2 separate regions of the Homo sapiens genome follow, and region 2 is linked to region 1. Evidence: chromatin loops called from intact Hi-C (ENCODE). Cell type or tissue: heart left ventricle. All regions are shown on one strand. Links, peaks and the distances in the headings refer to the core of each region. The heading gives the core; the rest is flanking DNA.

Region 1 (5,372 bases), core at 193-5,192:
GCTGGTGCCACTGTGACAGCCGTTTGACCCCGGTGGGTTAATCAGCCTTCTGGGTCTGTTTCCTCCTGAGAACCTTGGCTTGTGTCTCAGGCCCTTTCTAGTGTAAAATGCACTTACATTTATAATCGAGGTCTGAATGTGGGCTTGTGCTAAATGCTTCAGATTTGGGCTTCTCAAATGTAAATGCATTTAGAGTCACTTAATCTCTTAAAAGCAGATTCTGTATTTCTAACCAGTTCCCTGGAATGCAGAGTGGCCACCCTTTGAGGAGGGAGGCTTTACCCACTATGATGATTTGTTCCTGTTGTCAGGCCAAGGAACCCAGGGCTCAGGAGATGTTAAGTGGCCTGCCCAAGGCCAGTTGGCAATTAATAGCAGAGCTCAGGCTCACTATTGCTCAGCTGACTTAGAGCTTCTGCCTGCCCCTCCCGCTGCATTGCCCCTCTTTGGAGGAAATCCAGGCTTGTGCTGTAATTGTAATCTATGTCTTGACTGAAAAGAAAAATGTGAGCCCACCACAGATCAAGAATCAGGGTAAGAAAGGGGAGATGGATGCTGTTTCCTAGCTTTTTCACCACCCGCTTTGTGACATCAGGCAAGTCGCCAGTCTGTGTGTGTGTGCCCCAGCTGTGAGCCACCTGACCCCTCAGGATTTCAGAAGTCTGTAAAGAACTTTGATCTCAGCAGTAAGCAAACACAAGTTATTGCTGAGCCATTTTTCCAGCAACCATGGGTTTTGGAGGTCGGAGTTGTAGCCCCAGGCCAGGCGGGGGCCTGTGGATGGTGGGCGCAGTCTGAGGCTTCCCTGCTGCCCTTGTTGCAGTCACAAAGCCTGCAATGTGGGCGAGCTCAGGAGAAATACATAGGAAGCCTGCTCACTGCTGGCAAGTGCCTGGGGAGGCCAGTGAGCTCAAGGGTGAGCTTTTGCTCTCTGAATGGGTGGGGAAGCCATCACATGGCTCTGCGCCACGTGCTCAGTAGCTTTCCCAGGAAGCGCCGATGCCTGGACTTTTTTTCTCTCTTCAGAAAGATAGCGGTGAGGTGGCAGAGAGCCAAGGGCAGGTTTTCTGGAGGGTAGAATAGGAGGCAGTGCAGTTGAGCCTGTGCTGTGACCTGATGTGGCATAAGAGAGGTCAAAGCAGGACTTTGAGACTCCTGGGTTCTGGGTCTTAGTTTCCTTATGGAACTCAGCGGTTGGGACAGATGAGCCTGCCACCCCTTCTGGGTCCACCATTCCACGTGTCTCGGTCCTGTGGCCTGCTGCAGGGTCTGGGGGCATGTTTAGCCTGGGGACGTGTGGATAATCCAACCTCAGAATCAGGTACAAAGTAGCATTAAGTTTGTTCCATGTGGCTCTGATGGGCAGAACATGTAACTAATGAAGGAATAAATGGATGAATGAATAGGGCTGCCCCAGAGTAAGGGAGAACTTTAAAAACTACCTTCAGCTGTGTTCCTTCAGGCACGGGCAATATCGCAGCTGGACTGACAATGTTAGGAGGCCATCCAAGCAGGAAGCCACTGCCTGGGGAGGCAGTCAGTCCCCCAGATGAAACTACCCTCACACCAAGGACATGATCTGTAGTAACCTCTATTGCTAAAGGGCCTTCAGGTTTACAAAGTACTGTTGTACATGTTGATATCAGACCCCAGACACCACAGAGGGGCAGGAGTCCAAGGTCACAGAGTGACCAGGGGGTGACTTAGGTTGCAGTGTTATCTGTCAGTTATGTAGAAAAGGAAATCTTGGTATTGAGACTTAATGCCTTGTATCACTTATTCATTCAACAAACATTGAACACAATGAGTATCAATCATGAGTCACCGCTGTCCTACTCATGGGAGATGGAGGCATAAAACATGGTCCCTGTCTGTGCTGGGTGACATAAGTAAACGGGCAAGTTGGTAGAGTGGTGAGTGAGTGGTTAGAGGTGAGCTTGTTGTTTGAACTCCCCCCACCTGGGGAGGGGTGCAGGGACGTTTCACACCCTTCCCTGTGGCAGCTGGCACAGGGCCTTGGACACGGTATTTTTATTTAACAAATATGTGGCAGGCATTATTCTAAGCACTTTGATGGGACTGAGTTCATACCTAGAAACACCCTGAGACAGTACTACCTTCACCTCCATTTGGAAGCACAGAGAAGTTAAGTAACTTGTCTGGGGTCCTGTGCTCTGACCCACCTCCCTCTGCTGTGCTACAATTTACAGGTCAGGCTCATGCATGCTTGTTAAATAGGCTTCAGCTGAACTGAGCAGAAGTTGACCTAAATGGCCTCAAGGGTTCCCGATCACTTGTGATTTCCTTGTTTCAGTTTCCACTTTTCTGTCATCTAGGGAAGACCTCTGTGCATTTGGGCCCAGAGGACAGGCCAGGTTTTAAATAGGGATTCCTGTGACTCTGGCAATTAACTCCCGCCCTCTGCCTGCCTGTGCTTCCTCTCTTCTTGGCCACAGCTGAATCCCTGACACCTTTATTGCCTCTCTGACTCACCTGGTACATTACACATCTTGTGTTATATAGAGCATGGTACAATTAGCAACAGGAACCTGGCCTCCTAAAGTTTAAAGCTCTGCTGGGTCCTCGTCTGTGAAATGGGAATGATACTACCACCTCCGCCCTGGGCGGGTTTCCCGCTGTATCTTCTCAGCATCACCCTTTCCCCAACTGCCCCTCTGGCTGTTTATAAATAATACTTTCTTGGAAAAACCACACCCACTCGTGCAAGTCTTGCCTTTGGCTGCCTTTGTGCTACAAGGACAGAATCGAGTAGTTGCGACAGAGACCACATGGCCTATTCCCTGGCTTGTCACAGAGTGGTTGTGCTTCCCCCACCCTAGCCCAGTGCTCTGTGCCCAGGAAGTGTGCAGGTCCCCTTGGCCCCTTCCTGCCTGCCTGCACCCTCCTTGCCTTGTTTCACAGCCTGGATAATGTGGTGGCCCGAGGGGCTCCTGGCTTCTGTTTGGACCCCTGTCAATCCCTCCCCCCCTGGGCTGTCAGAGGGACCCTTCTGAAACCCACATCTGATCCTGCCAGTCTTAAATTCCTGGTATTTCAGGCGAGGCAGCTGTTGGCTTGGGTCCTGGTTGCCACTGCAACCTCCCCCGCTCCCACACACCCTCTGAGGCCTGTTGCTGCCATACTGTGTTGTCTTTACAGAGGGCACCCACGCTGCTCCGTGCCCCAGGCTCTGGCACTCTCAGGCTTCTCCTGGGGCAAGGCCTCCCACAAGAGGCCCCTTCCTTCCAGCTCCGTCAGCCACAGAGCCAGCCGCTGCTCTCCCCATGCTCGTACACGCTCCTGGCTGGGCCTCTTCCTTCCCTGTGGATCTGTGCTTCAGCCCTGGTCTGACTGGAGGGCCCCTCCTCCGTGGTCTGGTCAGAGCTTGATGGATTGCCCTGGGGCCAGCTTTTGGTGGAACAGACCACATCTCTCCTCCATAGGGAACACAAATGAAACTCCAATTCCCTAACAGTAAGAGGAGGAAAATTTGATTCTGTTCCCCCACCCCACAACGTTCTAGGTCTTTGTTTTCATCCAGCAGTTGCTCCTGACTCTTAATTTGCTAAAACAATCTGTCATGGGGCTAAGGTGAGACAGATTGTGGAGGCTGCACCACCCAGCCCACCCTACCTGAGCCTGTCTCTCCCACCCTCAGGAGGGAGGTGACTTGTATGGAGTTCTGAGTACCTCTTGTGTGCCACATCCTTCACGTATGTTGTTTTATTTGCGTGGCAGTCTGTGAAACAGGTTGCCTACTTTAGAGCTGAGAAGACTGAGGCTGGATGGTTAAGGAAATTTGTCTAAGGCCACATAGCTGGAATCTAGAGCTAGAATTGAACTTTAGTTTTCCTGGCTTCTAAGCTGGGTTTCTTGCAGACCCTGTAGTGTCTTGGAGCTGACTCCTACCCACTTATTGGAGACGACTGAGGAATCTGAGGTGGTTGCTGAAATCGGTTGTGGTGGGAATATTTACACCACAGGAATCGGCCAATGCTGTAAGTCAAGGTTTTTCTTTTTCCCCTTCCAGAGAGTTGGTTATCAGCATGTGCACCTAAGGCTTTACCACACATCCTTTTTTTTTTTCTTTCTTTTTTTTTTTCTTTGAGACGGAGCCTCACTCTGTTGCCCAGGCTGGAGTACAGTGGCGCAATCTCGGCTCACTGCAACCTCCGCCTCCTGGGTTCAAGCAATTCTCCTGCCTCAGCCTCCCAAGTAGCTGGGATTACAGGTGCCTGCCACCATGCCCAGCTAATTTTTTGTATTTTTAGTAGAGACGGGGTTTCGCCATGTTGGGCAGGCTGGTCTCAAACTCCTGAACTCAGATGATCTGCCTGCTTTGGCCTTCCAAAGTGCTGGGATTACAGGCATGAGCCACCGTGCCTGGCCTAATTTTTGTATTTTTAGTAGAGATGAGGTTTCATCATGTTAGCCAGGCTGGGCTCGATCTCTTGACCTCGTGATCTGCCTGTCTTGACCTTGTGATCCACCCGTCTCGGCCTCCCAAAGTGCTGGGATTACAGGTGTGAGCCACTGTGCCTGGCTCACACATCCTTTTTGTCCTGTTCTCCTCTTTGGGGGCTGTGCAAAATGTCGCTATCAAAGGAAGCATGTTGAAAACCAGAAGTTTTTATAAGAATCTGCTGCTTAACATAATGATGTAAATTTTCCCCAGGGTCACCATTATCCATTTTTTCCACTTTAGAAAAATATCTGTCCCCCTCAAGTTTCAGCCTGTGTACCATTTAAACACCAAACTTTTCACAGATTCTGGGGCTCAGACCACTTAGTATTACATACGGGAATCATGAAATCATTAGCTATTACCCTGTTTTACCAACTGTGTAATGTTGTATTTTTATGTTTGTTTGATTTTGAAAAGCCTCTAAGAACGTATAATTAATTGGAGTTTGCTAGTTTGTCTTTTCCTCTTTGTTTTAGTAGTTTGGATGGCTACGCACTAGATCATATTTAATGAGGTTATCATTCATTGTGGTTTGGGGCTTATTACTGCACATTTGGTCACAGACAAGAGCTTGTAAAGCAGAACGTGCAAATACCAGGGGCTTATGACTTTAGAATATTGTAATGATATGTGTGTGCAAGAGGGACCCAATCTTGTCCCTGGTTTAAAGCACAGGGTATATGTAAATCTAAGTTAGGTTTTACGATAAACAGAAGAAAAACCATTCAACCAGATACTAGTAAAATATTCAAAAATGCCAAAAATGTTTATGTGCCTAGCACGTTGATTTTTATTTTAAAGCACTTTACTCATTGACCAAATTATTTATAAAGCAAAATGTCTACTTCGATAGTTTTAAGAAGGGCTGGGTGGCGGGGTAGAGGAACAAATGTAAGGAGCTGGAAGA
Region 2 (5,372 bases), core at 102-5,101, 71 kb after region 1:
CCGAGGTCAAACAAAAGTGACAGCTGGTGTTCGAAGCTGAGTGTGTTACTTTGGTCCCATCCCATTAACCACTGGGGATATGAACTGCTATGGAATTGACACCAAAAGTGCCAAAAGCCGAAAGTGGCTTTTGATTGCATAGGATGCCTGCAGCCCTGCCCTCCCATGACGGATATTCAAGTGTTGCTGCTCTGAGGCCCACACTGCATTTCAGTGACATCTAATACCCATGCATAGATGGAGGGGCCACCACGCACTAAACCCCTGCCCGGACTCACCCTCTAGTAAAGGAGGGAGGCAAATGATCAGCAGTGTGGATCACATCCGTGCCCTCCTGGACGTCTGAATGGGGAATTGGAGACAGCACCAAAAAGGGAACAAAAAACTCCATGAAGAGGGGCAGGAAACACTCCGTGGAGGGGGTACTTCTGAGCTACGTTTGGAAGAATAAATAGGAGTTCATTGGGTGTTTCAAGGTGGGGCATATAGGCAGAAGAAATAGCATGCAAAGAACACAAGTATAAAACAGCAGGATAGGATTTTTTGTTAAGGTGGGGGTGCTGTAAGTACTTCAGCACGGGTAGAACGGTAAAATCAGGGAAATTCTGTGGGTGTTGAAACTGGAGAGACAGAAAGCAGGAGACACAGGGCCTGGTTTGCCGTGCCAGGGAACCGGACTACATCCCAGGACGATTTAATTTCATAGTGTTACAACAAAGTTGAAATCTCCAAACCCTGATGCATGTAGTAGTAGAACCATTTTCCCTGGTCTTATGGTTGTCGAAAGAAAGGATGACAAAAGTAAATAAGCTTCCCCATATGATGTGATATTGACTTTGTGCTACAAAGAATGTTGTTTTTAAATCTCTTCCACTCATTTCTCCAGTTTTTCATCAGCAGTTCCCTTTGGCAAAAGTTATTCTCAGATGCCAGGATAAGTGCTTTTGAGGGTTTTTGTTTTTGTTTTAATGTTTTTTTTTAAGTGGCTTTTGATTGCATAAGACCATCATGTAGAGCTGTTTCCAGTAGTATCTTTATAGCAGGAATGGAGGCTAAGACTGATTATGTAATTGTTCCCTTAATCTATTCTCAGAACCTAACATGTTGCCAGCAGATGAAAAACCTAATGATCATAATGGCCTCTGAGTGTCTTTCCTGCTCATAGTTTCTGGTGCTATTGCTCTCACATTGTTTACTGCAAAATAGAAATCAATGGTTTAAATGTGGCATGACTGCTCACCCAGCCCTGGCCACCCTGGACTCAGATCTGTCTGCTCCCTCTTGCATGTGCAGCCCACAGCAAGCAGGTCTTGCAGGAGAAGGGGTGCAGGTGTACTCATTAGTGACCCTTGCTGGTGTCTCACATGTTAATATTGGGATGAGGAGAGGCAGCCCACTTCTGCCACGCTGGGGTTGCATTTTGCAAGGAGAGCAGAATACCATCTGCCAGAGGAGGTGGTGGGAGCGTGCAAATACTGCTATGAATGCCATGAATGCTTAATTGCTATAGATTTTGTTTTTTAGTTTGATTCTTTGCATTTAGTGTGTTTGTTGTTTGTTCTTCTTTTTATTTTTTAGAATAGTCCTTATCAGTGGCAGAAGATCCTTCTGTAGTATATTTTCAGTGCTGCCGTATCGCGACAGTACCCAAGTCGGGTATGTATATGCATGCATGCTTTGTAGTTCTCTGGGTGAAAAGATCTCACACCAATGTACATAATGTGGCCATCCTTTCCATTTTCAAGAAGTTGCCTTGCTTTGATACTGCAAATTCAGTATTTGTACACTGGAATGATAAAAAGATGTTCCACTTTCTTTTCAGCCAGAAAGCTTCCTCGTTGTGTGTGTGCGTGTGTGTCCCATCCTATTGCCTGTTCTTTCTAAATCTACATTTTGTTACCTTATCCAATACTTGCTTTAGCAAGAACATTATGGGGCCCACCATATTCCACAGGGCCATGCCAACCTTTGGAAAAAAGGTAGGTCAAGGAAGAAATCAGAACAAACCCTGTGACCATTCCACCTCCTTGCATCTTGGGCTTGGGTTTGGAAACTGACCAGCAAGCTGGAGCTGCCACCACAGAGAAACATCAAAGCAAAAGGGTTCCAGGACCAGAGATTAGGTAACTAGCTACAGGCCAGAGGAATGCTTCCCTCTCTAGATCAACAAGCCCCTCCTTTCACTCTGAAAAAAAGTAAGTACCTGAGGGTCCGTCCTTGCAAAGCCTCCGCTCTTCATCGCCATCCCTGAACACCGTGTTCCTTCCTCCTTGTGCTCCTTTTGCCTTTTCATGCATCCGGTGTCTGTCATCAGGCTGCCACCGGTATCGAAGTCAGGACAGTTCACTGCGTAAGAAGTCAAGCATCATGGGATGTTGGCTGTGGCGTCTGGTCATTGTGCCAGCCACACCACAGACATGTGACCACTGTCCCAAGGAGGGCCGTATGGCCACTGGTGCTGATTCGCCATGTGTTCATCTTCCACCATCTCCGTGAGCTCTACCCCAGGCCTTCCTGCTCACCATGACCTCCCCTTTCCCCTGTAGATGTGCTAGACTTACGGCCTATTCGATTCACCAAGGTCCTTAGCTGCACTCTTCATTGTCAGCTCCATGGGACAGAAAACACATCTATATTCATGGAATCCTGACTCAGTCATTGATGAGATGTGTGCCTTAAGGAGCGATAATCATGGCACTGTTTGTTAGGCACACACTTTGAGCTCGTCTTTTTCATTATTTACATCCTTACAGCCAAACCTTGCAAAGTAGGTGTTCTAGAAAAAGTAGCAGCAAATCCTGCAGCTCGGAGGTTTAAGGACCATCTAGTGGCCAGTGGGCTGCCCAGAGAGATGTTTTCGGGCAGCTCTCTTTGACTGACCTACCTGCTGTGGCCCCGGGTCTGGCTACATTGGAAGAGCAGGCTCATTCCTTGACAAAATTAGCTCATACCAGCTCATAGACCTGGTGTGACCCCAGAGGCCAGTTAATTCATCTTATTACAAGTAGTAGCCGAAGGGCCCAGAATGTTTGAGTGTGACCAGCCTGGGCATACACCTCCAGGGTGTCTGTATTATCAGTAGCAGGCTCTTTGCCAGCAGGTCCTCTCTTGGCCAGAGCTTGGATGGTACTGTGACATCAGCCTCGTTTCTCTGGGTTTCCCTGGCTGACCTCTCTGATTGACACATTCTTTCCTTAGCTCCATCTCATTCATTCATTTATTGAGTGCTTGTCATGTGACCAGGTGCCCGGGACAAAGGCAGAGAAGGATGGATTGGGTTCGTGTGCCCCTGAACAGCTTAGCAGGGGAGACACATTAAAATTACACACACAATTAACTACAACTTTTTTTTTCTTTTTTTCTTTTTTTTTTTGAGACAGAGTCTTGCTCTGTCACTCAGGCTGGAGTGCAGTGGTGCGATCTCGGCTCACTGCAAGCTCCGCCTCCCGGGTTCACGCCATTCTCCTGTCTCTGCCTCCTGAGTAGCTGGGACTGCAGGCGCCTGCCACCATGCCAGGCTAAATTTTTTGTATTTTTAGTAGAGACGGGGTTTCACCATGTTAGCCAGGATGGTCTTGATCTCCTGACCTCGTGATCTGCCCGCCTCGGCCTCCCAAAGTGCTGGGATTACAGGCGTGAGCCACCACGCCCGGCCAACTACAACTTTTAATACATGCTGGAGATACCCAGTCAAGCAATCCTTGAATCTTCCTGGCTGAAGACTCATTCTGTTTCTTTAATTTGGCTTCTCCACACTTGTCTTTGAAGTGTCCATATTCGTTTTATTCCCCAAGGTCTGGGGTAGGGTAGCCCTCACTGTGGTACCCAAGTGCTCATCCCCATTTTGTAGATGACATCACTGATCCATCCTTAAGAGTTGAAATCTCAAACATCAACTTTGGGCCAGAATGGGGGTTTAATCCCCAGTCTGTTCAGCCGTAAGTTTTTCCATGACCCACACTGGCAGACAGGCAAGATAAGTTCTGTATCTGCAGAAACCTTGCTGCGAAATGGAGCTTTTCTGGTATCTGCCTCCCAGAGGTTAACTGTAGCTCCCAGGAGTGAGTGGATCCAAGGTTTCCAGCATGGCACGTGGCATGCAGAGAAGTGCTAGGGCCCACTCAGCAAGGACCCCATATTTCTGACAGTAAAAAAGAATCATTGTGAAGAACTTGGGAGATTTAGAATTTTTATTACTTATTAGCTTCTGTGAGCTTCCATTGGCTCCTCTGTAGAATGGGGAAGTTTCTACCTCACACCATTAACTTGAAGATAACGACATTTCTGCAAAGCCATTAGGAAGCTGTTTTAACTTAAATTACCCAGGAAGAGGGCACTCAGACCATCTCCACTGGACATCCTTGTGGATATGCGTGGCCCTCCACTCTTCAACATCTCAGGGAAATGCTAGGTGGCAGCCAGTTGGTGCTAGGAAACAGTGTCTGTTCATGCCTGGGTCTCCTTCTTGCTGCTTGGGAAGGCCTCCTGTGTTGCAGAAAGGGCCACTGCATAGGATATTCAGCAGATTTGGCTGCTGTGTTGGCCCTGGACAGAGAAGCAAAATGAGTGTGTGGGATCCCACCTTTTACATCCTAGGTGTGAACAGATTCAAATCCACTATTCCTCCAGATTTTATAGATGAGGAAACCAAGGTGCACAAGAGGGATTTTTTTGTTTTGTTTTTTGTTTTTGTTTGTTTTTGAGACAGGATTTTGCTTTGTTGCCCAGGCTGGAATGCAGTGGCACAAACATGGCTCGCTGCAGTCTCGAACTCCTACGCTCGAGCCATCCACCTGCCTCAGTCTCCCAAGTAGCTAGGACTACAGTCGCGCGCCACCACACCCAGCTAATTTTTAAAATTTTTAGTAGAGATGAGATCTCGCCATGTTGCCCAGACTGGTCTCAAACTCCTGGACTCAAGTGATCCTCCTGCCTCGGCCTCCTAAAGTGTTGGGATTACAGGTGTAAGCCACTGTACCCAGCTAGAAGAGGATTTTTTTCTATAACAAAAAAATCTTCAGGTCCTTTGTCAGACCTAACAGAAAAGAACATGTTCGTTTCTGCAGCACAGTCTACCTCTGTACTCACCCAAGAAACACTGAGCACAATTCCAAATATTGTGATGTAGCAGCAGGATTAAGAAGCAGAATGCTTTTTAAACTTTTCAATGAGCAGACATTGTATTTATAAACAACCCACTTAACCATAATTATGATTTTTAAATTTTTTTTTACTAATTGGGAAACAACTATGCTCAAATTAAAATGTACTAGTAAGTATATGCTAGTAAAAGTTTACTAGTAAATATACGAATAAATATATACACACACATATTTTAAACAACTTCAGTTCATGTACATATTAACTAATGC

What was found. Peaks named below come from ENCODE experiments on the same cell type or tissue, not always from the same donor. Only the 100,000 strongest peaks of a DNase experiment are listed, where the experiment ranks them.
Region 2: a loop joins it to region 1, with 2.1 times the contacts of the local background. A loop is called at or near these places in 25 of 110 quality-filtered maps.

What each region holds. Positions count from the first base shown.
Region 1 is chr18:23,140,848-23,146,219 of GRCh38, forward strand. All of the region lies in intron 1 of CABLES1 (Cdk5 and Abl enzyme substrate 1), which reads left to right. Among named protein-coding and RNA genes, the nearest start is that of CABLES1, 8.0 kb to the left of the region's middle. RefSeq lists an enhancer at 2,248-2,297. In heart left ventricle, for the core only: no CTCF peak of the experiment used is centred there; a DNase peak (open chromatin) is centred at 3,280; H3K27ac peaks cover 299 bases.
Region 2 is chr18:23,212,399-23,217,770 of GRCh38, forward strand. CABLES1 (Cdk5 and Abl enzyme substrate 1) reads left to right here. Exons shown (of 10, transcript NM_001100619.3): 4 at 1,579-1,656. Among named protein-coding and RNA genes, the nearest start is that of CABLES1, 80 kb to the left of the region's middle. In heart left ventricle, for the core only: no CTCF peak of the experiment used is centred there; no DNase peak of the experiment used is centred there.